2 separate regions of the Mus musculus genome follow, and region 1 is linked to region 2. The links are chromatin contacts, found by Hi-C in ENCODE. All regions are on one chromosome and are shown on one strand. Each heading gives the region's core, a stretch centred on a gene start or an enhancer-like site at or near the end of the contact. The rest is flanking DNA. Distances are from core to core; before and after follow the strand shown. Region 1 overlaps Gm31569 (a long non-coding RNA gene). Region 2 holds the start of Allc (allantoicase).

Region 1 (7,125 bases), core at 571-3,070, 700 kb before region 2:
AGCTGAGGGCATTTGCCCAGATGGTCTCTAAGGTCCTGCACAGTTCTAAAGATTGCAAGGTCTCAGGTGTGTGTTTTATATATTCTTTTTCTTCTTTTTGATTTTATTTTATCTTATTGAAGACAGAGGCTTACGTAGCCCAGACTAACCTCAAACTCAGTAAGTAACCAAAGATAACCTTGAACTTCTAGTTTCCTTCCAGTGACCCCCAAGTGCTGGGATCGTAGGTTTGCACCACCATGTCCAGTCTGTACAGTGCTGAGAACTGAACCCCGGGCTTTCAGCATGCTAGCCAGGTACTCTACCCACTAAGCCACACATCTTTTCCTTTATTGAGATGAAATCCACTCTTTCAAGGTGAACAATTTGGTAGCGTTTAGTACATTCACAAAATTGTCTGACCAGATGGGTTATTTACTTACTTTTTATAGACAGGAGATAGAGAAAACAAAGGCCCCAAGAAATTAAAGGATGAGATTTGGGTTGTCACTCTGTCCCCCTCCCCCGGGGAACATCACCATCCCCACAGTGACAGGACTATGATTTGGGGGGCCATGAAGCTGGCAGGAACTCAGCGAGAGCCCAACTCCATGTCAGCCTCTGACTGGCATCCCCAACTCCATTTGACACCTAAGGTGGCAGCGCTGGCCCTTTGGGACTGCAGGTGTTCAGCTCACCGCCATCTTTCCTCTCACCTCGGGGTCTGCATCCGCACAGATGCCCTTGTCACCAGCCGACAACCATGAGCACAGGAGAGCCTGAGGAAGTGTCACATCCAGGCTTGGAGGAATGAGATAAAACGCAAGCAGCCAGGCCTACTGAATGAGGAACGCCCTGGGGAACCCAAGTCATGCCAGCAGTGCACCGGTGGAAAGCAGGGACTGCCACAGACCCAGGGAACCCAGGCTCCTGCCCAGCGTGTCTGCTGGGTGGGGTGGCTGAGATGCTGCCCTGTAGGACAGCCAGGCTCTGTGGGATGAACTGAGAGTGTCTCTGCAGTGGAGAGGGGGAAGCATTCACACCACATGTGCCACAATCTTACGGCTAAAAATAATGTCTGTAGCCAGCCCTGGCCTCGGGTTCTCGTCATGTGTCTAGTGTCTGAAAACGGATGTTGTTGCTCTCCTCTGTGCGTGCATGCATCCCTCCTCCTCAGTATGTGTGAGTGCTGTGTGCTGATGTCCGTGCTCTGCTTTCTGGGGGCTGGGGGGAAAATTTGTGTATCTGTATTTAGTGTAGTTTCTGAAGACAACAAAGACTGCAGCTTTATGGAGATGAGATATGCATACAGTGGGTGCCTACTTCTGTGTGCCTAGCACAGTGCACCTCCAGCCTCCTGGGTTCCTAGTCAGGAAGACAGGCATCCATGACCCCTATGGAGCTAACGCCAGAGGCTGCAGATCAGTTGCAGCTCAGAATAGAGGGGTGGGGGCTGGGTTCTGCCTGCACAAGCCTGGCTGCCAGGCATCTGCAGTCAGCATTCATTTCGCAGTGAGAGAGCTGAAGCTCCAGGGGTCATCTGGGAAGTGACAGGTGGAGATGTCCCAAGTGTAGGCTCTGGAGAGCCCTTGAGCCTTGGACTGTCTCAGCCCCTCCTCAGCCCTCACTTCCCTGGGTGAAGTCTCTGATATGACCCCTAGCTGGAGCAATGGAAAGGTAATTTTCCCCTGGAGCACTGGGAATGTGGTTTATGGCTGCTGCAGAGAGCACTCTCCTAGAGACTCTAAATTACCCAGCTAGCTGAAACATGCTTGCATGAATAATAGATCCAGCCCAGATGCAGAGCGCCTCTTGTGCAATTTCTCAAGGCGCCTCGAGACTCTCTCAAGGGTGCTTGCCGAGGTCACAGCCTACTTGAACTATTCCGGGCTGGGAGAAGCAGAAATCTGCAGGTGGGAAGACACCATTCCTCAGCAGTGTGGCCTCTTGCCTTTGTGAGGGAGGCAGGCTCCGAGGGGCCATGCCTGCAGGAAGAGGAAGGCTGCTGTCAGCTCCTGCTCTAGAATAGAGTGCTGCTGCCGGCTCTGTGATCGCCCGCTCCATTTAATCCTCCCCAATTAGCAAGGTGGGCACGTCCCGATGTCACAGCGTGGAAACGGCTAGAAACACAGAGCTCTTCCTGGCCCATGACTACGTGTCACAGCAGGTAAAGGGAGCTTTAAAATCTAAGAGCAAAATGCACGCCTTTCATGAGCGTTGCTCCCCAGGAAGGAGGGGGCTTTCCTCCTAGCCTCACACTGGGCTCAGCGACCTTGAGCATGTCACTGTCACCACAATGTCCCTGGATCACAGCGACCTTGATGTCACAGTGTGCAGGAGGTACCCACAGTGCGTCCCTGCTACATTCCTCTGATCTTGAAGAGAGGATGCTGTGCTCCCTCAACAGCATGTGACAGCCATTGTTCTGTTTCTGTGAAATCCGCAATAGCTTGGGGAGAGAACAAGAGACTGCACAAACAGGCACCTCACTCTCTAAACTTGGGGTGGCATGAGAATCCCACCTGTATTCATCCCTGGAGCAGAATAACAGCTCCCAATGATGCCCTGGTTCTCAGCCCTGTGTGCTTTGAATGTGTCTGTCAGTGGCAAAGGAGACTTTGCAGGTGTGATTGCATTGCAGATCCAGAGATGGGAAGATGAACTGAAGTGGGCCATGGCATTAAGGGTCATTTGAGAAAGGGAGTGTGGGGGTTGGAGTGAGAAGAAAGGGGATTATAGGAACAGTTTGAAGGATGTGACTCACCTGCCAAGGAAACCCATCAGCACCCAGGAGCCCTTCCACCCTAGTAGAAACCTTTCATGCCAGTTGTACTGCGCTGTTTCCCAGCATGCTGCATTTTCATAGGTGTGACACTTGCAAACGCTCACTCATATGCTCCCTGCACCATGCAGCACCATTCTTGCTTCTGATTATGCCAGTAGCCTTCACTGCACACCCTAAGAAGGGAAACATGGTGGTATTGCTGGCAGTCCCAGCCTGGCTAGCTGTTGGACATGTGTCTTAGTCAGGGTTTCTATTCCTGCACAAAACTTCATGACCAAGAAGCAAGTTGGGGAGGAAAGGGTTTTTTCAGCTTACACTTCCACACTGCGGCTCATCACCAAAGAAAGTCAGGACAGGAACTCACACAGGGCAGGAACCTGGAGGCAGGAACTGATGCAGAGACCATGGAGGAATGCTGCTTCCCGACTTGCTTCCCCTGGCTTGCTCAGCTTGCTTTCTTACAGAACCCAGGACTACCAGCCTAGGGATGGCACCACCCACAATGGACTGGGCCCTCCCCACTTGATCACTAGTTGAGAAAATGCCTTACAGCTGGATCTCATGGAGGCATTTCTCTGTGATAACTCCAGCTTGTGTCAAGTTGGCACATAAACCCAGCCAGTACAGCATGCTCACCCAGGGCTGGCTAAACAAGGAATTCTTGTTTCACTATTCTCCTTTCTGATTCCTACCTGTGAAGGCAGAAGCTGAAGACACAGGGCCATAGAAAGGGCTCCATTAAAGCCATCTAGGATGGGATCAGGTTTCTTTTGGGATATCTAGGAGTAAAAGATGCTTCATGTTCTGGGGTTTAGTACCCACTCACATTCCTGGTTTCTATGGAAATTATTGTTTGGGGCAGATAGTCCCCACAAAGGCAGCTGCATTTTCTCCCATCCACCATGCTGAATTGTCAGTCCTCACAGCCTGTGTGCATGCCCCTCCTTGCCAACAGCCCTAAGCCCTGCAGTGTTATCCCAACTCAGGACACAGAGGGTACCCTTCCACCTGTGCTGACCCAGGGCACACTCAAGAAAATTCTGGAACTTAGTGAATGTAACATAAGAGAAAGACACAGGACAGCTGAGATAGGTTTGTGGTAGGGAAGTAGGAATACAGATGCCAAGTCTGTGTTGGCTAGTTTTTTGCCAACTCGACACAAGCTATAGCCATTTTGGAAGAGGGAATCTGAATTGAGAAAATGCTCCTAACAAGACTGGCCTACAGGTAAGTGTGTGGTGCCTTTTCTTGATTGATGGTTGATGGTTAGATCCAGCTCGCCATAGGTGGTGACACCCTTGGTCAGGTGGTCATTGGTGGTGTAAGAAATGGTGAGCAAGTTATAAGTGAGCAAGCACTCTTCCATGGTCTATGCATCAGTGTCTGCCCTGAGTTCCTTCCCTGCATCCCCTAGATGGTGGACTACAAGTTGTAGGATGAAAAGTTGCTTTTGTTCATGATAAGCAGTAGAAACTATAACTAAGACAAAGGCCCACTGGGACCCTGATAAGGTCTTTGCCAGGGTAGGAGTCTCTGGTAGGAAGCCTGAGGAAGGCAGCAGACCTTCTAGTCAGAGCTTCTGGCCATCAAATGAGCCAGGGGAGTGGCATCTGCCACACTGTGGCTGCTGTGGACTTGGCTTTGTTATACCCAGGAATGATCTCAGAAGTGGTTTTGCTTCAGTCTCAGTATGATGTCATAAAGTATGATGTCATAAAGAAGCAGTTTTGTCTGAATCAGGGTTCAGGATTATATACACTATACCCTCATAGGGGACCCCAGGGTGGGATACTAGGGTTCTGTATAGTGTATACTTATAGGGAACACAAGGTAGCATGTTAGAGCCTTACAAAGTGTCTCCTCACAGGGAACCCAGAGCTGCACCTTAGGGTTCGCTACAGTACAATGTCTGCTCACAGGGGCTCTGAGCCGGTTGATTAGGACTCAGGGTTGCACATCAGTCTCCCACTTTCCATTCAGTTGCCATCGGCTCTCTCTAGCCATCCGCCATCCTCTGCAGGCCTGCGGGGACAACAATAAACACCAGATGATGATTCTCACTCTTAGAGCCAATGTCACAGTGGCTCTCTGAGGCTGAACTGTCTCAATAGGCTAAATCACAGTGCATGTCTCAAAGCCAGAGAGAGAGAGAGAAACTGTCTAGAAAGAACTTGAAAATCATACATGGAAATGTTACTCTATGTGCTTCCAAACCGAACACAACATACATGGAAATTTTGATGAATTTTTTATTTCAAACAGAAAGAGAAAGCAATGATGATGTGTTAATTTCTGAGATGATGTCTTTAGAGCAGGACTTAACTGGGGGAACTTTTAAATTAAAATATTTTCTGTACAGTTACAGGGAATAAAACTTACAACTTATTAGGCTACATTTATCCTCATTTCAGGATCTTAATTTATATGCAATTTAAACCCAGCCAGTAATAATGGTGGGAACATTACCTCCTAAGACACTCTTTGTACAAATGGTTTCACATAAGCCTAAGATGTTTTCAATGATGCTTTCTCTTTCGCTAAAGTTTACAAATTGTATTGGGAAAATATTTACGTAAGAAAGCAAGGGGCAAATGGGCAGAATGCTGTGTGAATGCATCTAGACAATGTGACCACCTACCTGTCCTTGGATGAGTTGCCATGTACTGTGTATGTGACCAGGAGACTTGGAATCTAATACCAAGTATTAGAGTTCTAGCCCAGCCACTTAGAAATAGCATCTCAGTGGCTTTGAGGAAGCTTAGCGGGCAAGAGACCAGAGACCCAGCCTGAGATGTGGCATCCAGTGCTGAGATACTGAGCAAGTGACATCGACCCTCATCCTGGGGGGCACAGCAGGACCACAGGGTTTTTATATTGAACCAGACTGCAACAGAAGCTAAAGTCTAGTTCTTAGGGGGAAAACTTGAATTCATAAGGGTCACTGAACCACCACATCAGCACAGCATCAGGCTCCAGGGTGTTTATCTCCTAGCTTCCCTGAAGCTGATCTCCACTCACCAGACCCAGATGTGTGTCTGCTCCTAGACCTTCACATGAGGGCATTAGATGTGCCCTGAAGTTTGTCCTTCCTTCTGAGCCTGGGAGGGTACCAAGGCCCAGGTCCAGTCTCTACCTGGAATTCTCAGGGTAACACCCAGAGAGTTCAGGCTGCAGGCATCATATCCATTACTCCAGCTTCTCTACACTTTTCTACTTTAGTCCCACAGCCCCAATGCATGCCAGGTTCAGCAGGAAAATCGGGGCTTCTTGTTCTGGGCAGCTCTCAATCATTGCTGTTTCTGCTTGTCTGATTCAAAATTGATAGCTATGTACCAGGCCCCACAGAGGATTTCCTTGGAAGCCAGACTGGGCCCAGGTCTCACTGTGAATACTTGTCTCCCCTCATTCTCTGTCCCACATTCTCTGAGGCTGACCTGTCTCAATGGCATCCCTAGTTGACTGTTTCACTGTGATGTCTCTGACAGTGGGAGAGCACAGACGCTCTCACGACCACAGCATTTGCCAGGCTTAGCTGACGTCATATTTCCCTCTAGTTTCTAGCAGCTCTTGCTTGGCCCAGGAACTCGCCCCTCCTTCATCTTCCAGCACAATCCCTGATGGCTTGGCCAGGCCAGGACTTTGTAAAGTGGAATCAAGAAAAAACTGTGAGAGAGTACATGCAGAGACTCTGCAGCTGATCCTGCATGGAGTGGGGAGAAGGTGGGGCACACTCAGAACAGCTGAGGCTTGAGAGAGAAGGCTGCGAGGCTGGTCAAGCTTGAGTTAGCACTATACCCATATGCAGTGGGACCTCACCTCTCTGCCCGCTCTCTGTCCTCCTAGGTTCCCCAGGAGGCCTGGTCTGTATTCACAGATCACAGCTGTGACTCAGTCCATTCTGCACCCCTGCCACACACACACACACAGAAATTTGTGGGACGCCCAACTTGCCAGCAAGTGAGACGCCACAACAGGATCCTTCTGCAACACGTTTATTGGGAGAGCATGGACTGCGTAGGCGAAAGACCCCGAGCCCCAGAAATGGTGCTGCTTATATAGGCCTAGAGGTGACCTGTCCATACCTGATTGGTTATGCTACCAGTACCTCATTAATATGCGTTGGGCCAGGCAGTGACTCGGCAAAAAACTCTTATGCACATGTGCACATTGGTTGTTTACCCATATTCATGGGCGTCGGCTTAAAAAAACCAGCGCCATCTTGTAATGGCGTTTGCGGCTTCCCACAGAAATTGACACAGTTAAACAGATTAGCAACGCTGTAATATTTGAAACCGGTCTTCATACCTGGCCTCCTTCATTCCCATACATCCTTACGAGGAAGGGCACATGCCAGACGGCCT
Region 2 (6,629 bases), core at 1,304-3,803:
TGAGGTCCTAGATGGAATGAAAGGGCAAAAGACCTCTGGGTATAGGCATGCTCTCTCTGCTCTGCTCCAAGGTGCCTTCTCTCATAAAGAATTCACTTCTGGGGCTGGTGAGATGGCTCAGCAGTTAAGAGCACTGACTGCTCTTCTGAAGGTCCTGTGTTCAAATCCCAGCAACCACATGGTGGCTCACAACCACCCATAATGAGAACTGATGCCCTTTTCTGGTGGGTCTGAAGACAGCTACAATGTACTTATTTATAATAATAAATGAATCTTTGGGTTGGAGCGAGCAGGGACTGAGCAAATGGGGTCGTCCAGAACGAGCGGGGTTGACCAGAACGAGCAGAAGTCCTAAATTCAATTCCCAACAACCACACGAAGGCTCACAACCATCTGTACAGCTACAGTGTACTCATATACATAAAATAAATAAATAAATCTTAAAAAAAAAAGAACTTCTGAAGCTCTGACCCAATGCAAATCTTTTCTCTCTTGTTTATCCCAATATTTGGTCACAGCAATGTGAAGCTGACTAACACAGCAGGGAAAGCCTTAGAACACAGGTACTGGGAGAATAAAGTCATAGTAGATAGTTTATTACAGCTAGATGCTGCGGCTTGTGTTCTTAATGAATTCCACTTGGGAAGGGAGACCAAGGAGGACCACGTGGAGCCTTCAGGCCATTGGAGGAACTGAGTGCAGAGAAATGGGCTGAGTTGTGTGTAGGCTCTGCAGGGACAGCAGGGACAGCAGGGACAGCAGGGACAGCGGGCCAGACTTTCTTTCACATGAGCTTTTTTTTTTTTTTTTTTTTTTTTTTTGTCTCTTCAAACACAGTAATCAGGATGCTTCTGCTTTCTGTGCCAACTTGACAATCTGCCATCACCTGGGGGGGGGGGCTATGATTTTCACTGAAGGAGTGTTTACTACAGAATGCCCCGTGGGCATGTCTGTGGGGGGATTGTTTTGCTTTAATTGTTGTGGGGAAACCTACCCTAAGTGTGGGAAGCACCTGCTGATAGCTGTGGGGATAAGGACTTGGAGAAAGGACAGCCTAGTTCATCTCTTGGCTGGGCCTTCACTCCTATTGGTAAATTCATCTGCCCTTTTATTGCTGCTGCTGCTGCTGCTGCTGCTGCTGCTGCTGCTGTCACGGATATCTGAACTAGCTTCTTCCAGCATCCTCCAGGAACTTTCCAGGACCCTCCAGGCTGTTGGTGCCAGGTAGGGACTTCTGAGTCCCTGTCGTGAACCAAATACCTACAAGATTCTCAAGTGTCTCTAGTGTGAGACAGCCGTTATTGAACGACTCAGACCATACTGTGTCAGCCAATCTAATTTAATGTATATTAATTTCATTGGCTCTGTTCCACCAAAGAACCTTGGCAAATACAGGTCAGGTGCATATGTGGGAAAGGGCAGGTTGGCCCCTGGAAAGGGAGTCAAGGAAAAGATGGAGGGGCCTGGGATGGAATATTCTGGGACAGAGCTGGCTTTTGAGATTTCAGAAGTCCTTGTGCCTCTGCATCTGGGCTTCTCAACTGCAGGGGGTGGAGGTTGTGGGGGGGCAACATCTGCTCCCAGGGTGTTCCACCTGCCTGCTGTCTCTCTGAGCAGCCACCAGATACCTCCCTCTCTGGAGGAGGCTCTGGGTGGGGGTGGGATGCACTGAGCTGGGCTGGGAAGTGACACAGAACGTTACAGGGATAGACATTCTTCTCAAAGGCCCCTGCAGTTTTTCACACTGCAGTAACTTCTGTGTACATATGCATTTCCTTGCACATTGGGTCCTTGGTTTATAACAAATTCCCTCAACAGCCCCTCTTTGTGTTTTTTTTTAAAGATTTATTTATTTTGTGTATATGAGTGAGTACACTGTAGCTGTCATCAGATCTCATTACAGATGGTTATGAGCCACTATGTGGTTGCTGGGAATTGAACTCAGGACCTCTGGAAGAGCAGCCAGTGCTCTTAACCGCTGAGCCATCTCTCTAGCCACTCCCCCCCCTTTTTTTTAGAAAAAGAATTTATTTTTATTTTATGTATAGGAGTACACTGTAGCTGCCTTCAAAAGAAGGCATTGGATCCCACTACAGATAGTTGTGAGCCACCATGTGGTTACTGGGAATTGAAGTCAGGACCTCTGGGAGAACAAAGAGTGAGTGCTCTTAACCACTGAGCCATCTCTCCAGTTCCCAAGCCCTTGTGTTTTCTAGGATGTCCTAGGCACTTGCAGGGTGTATCTGTATTTTCTGAATAAATAAACATCTGTCTTGAAGAGATACAACGCAAATTCAAATTGTAGACAACAGCTGTAGCTGGGTGGGACGGTGAGAATTTCAGCCATCAGGGAGGGAGTACGGTAGGATGGGCTTACGGCCCTGGGATCAGTAGGATTACACACGCAGAAGGGAAGAGGCCTGCTTCAGCCATGGTCCCTTGGTCTCTCCAGGGACAAGCTGTTCCCTCGGCTCTATTTCCTATGCCCCTTGTGACATCACAAAGGAAGGTTCTCTCTGTCCTCCATAAATTCTAACATTGCTGGCGCTAACACTTCAAAACACTGGACTGTGGGGAGAGGCCTTGAATCCTGAAGACTGGGGTCTGCACTCTTGGGTGAGGTTCGAGATCTGTTTATCATGTTGAATAATTTGTTATGTCTGACATTGGTGTTGCCAAGGGAATGAAGTGGGAGAAGAGAGGAAGAAGTCCCGTCTCCAAGAACAGCAGACCCTTGGTTGCGGGGAAAATAGGGAGGTGGCCCTAGGCGCTATTATCAGTATGGAGTTCTAGGGCCCAGCTAAGAAGGACTGAGGGAGGCTTCATATTCTAGCTCTGGTCCTTGTCCTACTGGGGTTCAAGTCATATGACTTTTGTCTTTTAAAACATCTAAACATGGGTCAGGCTTGGTGGTGTACACCTTTAATTCCAGCACTCAGAGGGCAGAGACAGGCAGATCTCTGTGAGTTCATGGTCAGCCAGTCTCTAAAATAAGTTCCAGGCCATCAAGGCTACACAGAGGGACTCTTGTCTTAAATGACGATGGCGACGTCAACAACAACAACAACAACAACATCTCAACACTGATGTGAAGCAAGCCCAATGCTATGGTTTAAACAGAAATATGCCCCGCCCCGTCCTGTCCCGCCCCACCCTACCCTGCCCCCATAGTCCTGAATGTGCATACTTGTCCCAGCCAGCCATACTGTTTTAGGAGGTTATATAACCTTGGGATCTCGGGCTTAAGTGATGGATGCAGGGCTACACTGAATTCAAAGAGACACAGGTAAGAGCAGAGGCAATCACTCACTATGTAGTGCAGACTGGTGTGAACTCATCATGGTCCTCTTGCCTCAGCCTGCTGAGTCCATACCTATGCAGCTCTGCTGGTCTATGGCCAGAACTCTGCTCTGTTGCCTGTGGCTCCTCAGAATCTGCCTCAGCTCTCTCAAGCTTTGTCTCAAACGAGCAACGCCCTTCTTCAGATCACCCCAAAGTTTGCTCTCGCAAAGCTTCTTAGATCCTGACAGCAACATCCTCTGGATTTCTTTTTTAACATGGGATGATTCTAAGGCCAGGATAGCCTCCTCTTCTTGGGGGTGGGTGGGGCAGTCCCTCCCCAGCTTCCCAGAGTCACATGGAGCAGGCTCTGCCTGTGACCCTTCCCTCAGCAGAGGAACTGCCTTAGTTACTGGCCTGTGTCTTACTCTTGATGGCTGGGAGTGTATGTGGGCAGCAACCAGGACCCACTTCAGCATGCCGCTGGGCTTAGGGGTGGCTGCTGCCTGGTTTCAGTGGCAGCATGGTATTTAAACAGATGTCAGGGAGGGTCACTACTGTGACTGTAAACTGCCATTTGGGCTTTTCTGAGAGAAGGAGAGTGGAGGAGGATAGGAATTTGGAAGGGCTAGAGGAACTATAGATGTCTCCCTCTCTCTTGGACCTCAGCTGATTCTTTTATCCATTCTTTGGTCATATTCCTCCCCACAGAATCCTCTCCTGTCTCCTCCTCCTCACTGAATGACTTCTCCAGAAGTCTCCCTCCTATTTTCATGTCTTTAAGAATGGCTAATGCATTTAATTATGATTGTTGGCATGAGCACTTGCGTGCGCATGTGTGTGTGTATTTGTGTGTGCATGTATGTGTGTGAAGTGTACATGTGACTGTATGTATGTGTGAGCATGTATATGTGTGTGCGAATGAGTGTGTATATGCACATGTAAATGAGTATGTGTATGTGTGAGCATGTGTATGTGTGAAAATGTGGGAGTATGCATGTATATATGTATAAAAGTGTGTGTTTCTCTGTGTGAATGTGTATGTGTGAGTATGTGTGTATATTTGAGTGAGCATGTATATGTGTGTGAGAATGTGTGTGCATGTATGTGTATGTGTGTGGATACACGAATGTGTCTGCATGTATGTGTGTGTGTGTATGTGTGTGTGAGTATATGTGAGTGTGCATGTATTATTTTCTTGAAGAAGGGAAACACTGGTGGCTACACTAGGAATGTAACGCCCTCTCCTCTGCAGACCATTATGACTAACTCCTTGGGGCACGGGTGGGTGACCTGGGCCAGTGGGCCATTCTTCAGCGACAGGGAGAGAGAGAGAGAGAGAGAGAGAGAGAGAGAGAGAGAGAGAGAGAGAGAGAGAGAGAGAACCAGGAGACTAGATGATAAGAAGACAGACAACTGTGGTATCAGAAGATCTTTCCAGGGGAGAAATAGGACAGTCAACAGAAACTATCACACAGTGGGGCCAGGTCAGCAGGAAGATAATCACAAGGGAAACATGGCTTATCTCTAGTCTATTACAGAGAGAGAATACTGTGGCCAGTGGCCTTGGGACTGATATCATAGCCCCTTACAGAGAAGAGATGGGGTCTCAGGGTCTGAAGCCACAGCTTCCCCAAGGCCCTGGCCCCAGGCTACTACTATTGGCTGTATTTCTTCTCCATACCCCAGGGCTTCAGGGAAAGCCTTGAACAGCCCAGCCCTCAATGAGTGGGGTCCAGGCCCAGAAGGACATCAGTGCTCCTAAGACAAACATGGAAGACAGGACTTTTTAGTTAAGGGAGCTGACAAGGTTAGGAAACTCTCCCTGCATCCTGAAGCTCTGCATGTTTGCAGATCTTTATTTTGGTAACAACTTTTCTTGGTTGGGGAGTCTGAGTGAGTGTTAATTTTGAGGGTTTTTTTTTTTTTAGAAATTCCAATGTCTTTTTAATATATATATATATATATATATAATTTTCCTTTCAGCATTCTATATAGACAGAGATAAAAGAAAATGAAACGTAAATGTGAAAAGTCTTAAAGATCCCATCTGTAATGTAATAACACCTATGTCCCCCCACCCCGCCCTGAGACAGGGTTTCTCTGTGTAGTCCTGGCTGTTCTAGAACTCTCTTTTTAGACCAGGCTGGCTTTGAACTCAGAGTTATGCCTGCCTCTGCCTCTGTCTCGAGTGCTGGGATTAAAGGCATGTGCCACCTTTTTTGGTGGCAATAACATGCCATCTGTGGCCGTGGTTTGGGGGGAGGGAGGCTTACAACTCTGTGGTGCATTTTCTCTTCTAGTTTTGGGTAACATGTTACTCTTTGAAAGGAAAAAAATGAATGGGCGCATGCAAGATTCAAAGTAGACTGCATTCTTCATTCTCATAAAGAGCCTGATGGATCAATCCCAGGGCTCAGGTGGCTGGGCTCACCTTGAACTCAGGGTCCCTGGAGGACCCAGGAACGCTGCAGTGAACAGCACCACCTGGTGGCCCTGTCGGGACAGGACTCCTGGCAAATGCTTTTCAGACTGTATGCCTCGGATTCCCTCAGGCCAGGGACATTCCTGGCAGTCTAATATCAGAACCTCAGCAGCTCCCCTTGTTTTGGGCTTCAGTTTTCCCACCTGTATAGTGATGGATTTGAGGAGGGATATTGATTCTCAGCCCACTAATCCGAAGGCTTAGGAAGAAAAAAAAAAAAAGTAAAACAGACAAGAAAAAACCCCCAAACAAACAAGAAAGGAAGCTTTTTGGCCAAAGCTGATAGCAGCATTAATCTCTAGACTCAATGATTTAGAAGGCAATTTGATGGACACATCTTATTCACTAGCAAAACAATAGATTCCCTCCAGGGCCTGGGGCCTCCCCAGCCATGGACTTTTGACAGGTTTAGAATACCAGACATCACTTCAGTCCTGTGAGCTCCAAACACAATAGGAAAGCGGATGATGTCCCTGTAATGATTGCCCAAGTGGGCTACCCTGTGGATTCTGAGTATGCATGTGGGGCGGGGCTTGGGCTCTGAGGCTTTAAAAGCTCAGAGGTGATCTGAAGAGACCAAGAGGGGAATCCAACAGCATCAGGGCTCACCCTGCTCAGCGCTCACCCTGATCAGAGTTCACCTCACCCTGATGCCAGCATGGGATGCCGAGGACGGGCAGGGACTGCTGTGGTTTACTCTGTATTGTATGGAATATCAGGTTGAGCCTAGCCTAGAAAGAATCCATTTAATAAGCAATAACCTTGGTCCGGGTTACTCCATTTTGAATAGAAGTGCCAACAAAGAGTGACTGTACACCTTACCGAAGTTAACAGCTACCATCTGCCAGAACACCAGGAAGCACAA

Evidence for each region. A loop is a pair of places that touch in the nucleus more often than their neighbours do.
Region 1: a loop to region 2 is called in a map of left cerebral cortex, with 2.3 times the contacts of the local background. The contact joins the enhancer-like site here to the promoter of Allc in region 2. A Hi-C loop is called at or near these places in 2 of 37 maps with a recorded cell type or tissue (T-helper 17 cell and left cerebral cortex).

Annotation. Positions count from the first base shown.
Region 1 is chr12:29,274,985-29,282,109 of GRCm38, reverse strand. It overlaps Gm31569 (a long non-coding RNA gene), which reads right to left. Exons shown (of 4, transcript XR_381400.2): 3 at 7,070-7,125; 4 at 3,392-4,786. Among named protein-coding and RNA genes, the nearest start is that of Gm31569, 73 kb to the right of the region's middle. Within about 2 kb of position 1,820, at least 1 of the 3 ENCODE cell types and tissues checked has a DNase peak (open chromatin) inside an H3K27ac peak, as active enhancers do; it is left cerebral cortex, where a contact is called at or near this core.
Region 2 is chr12:28,578,452-28,585,080 of GRCm38, reverse strand. It overlaps Allc (allantoicase), which reads left to right and starts at 2,553. Exons shown (of 12, transcript NM_053156.3): 1 at 2,553-2,616.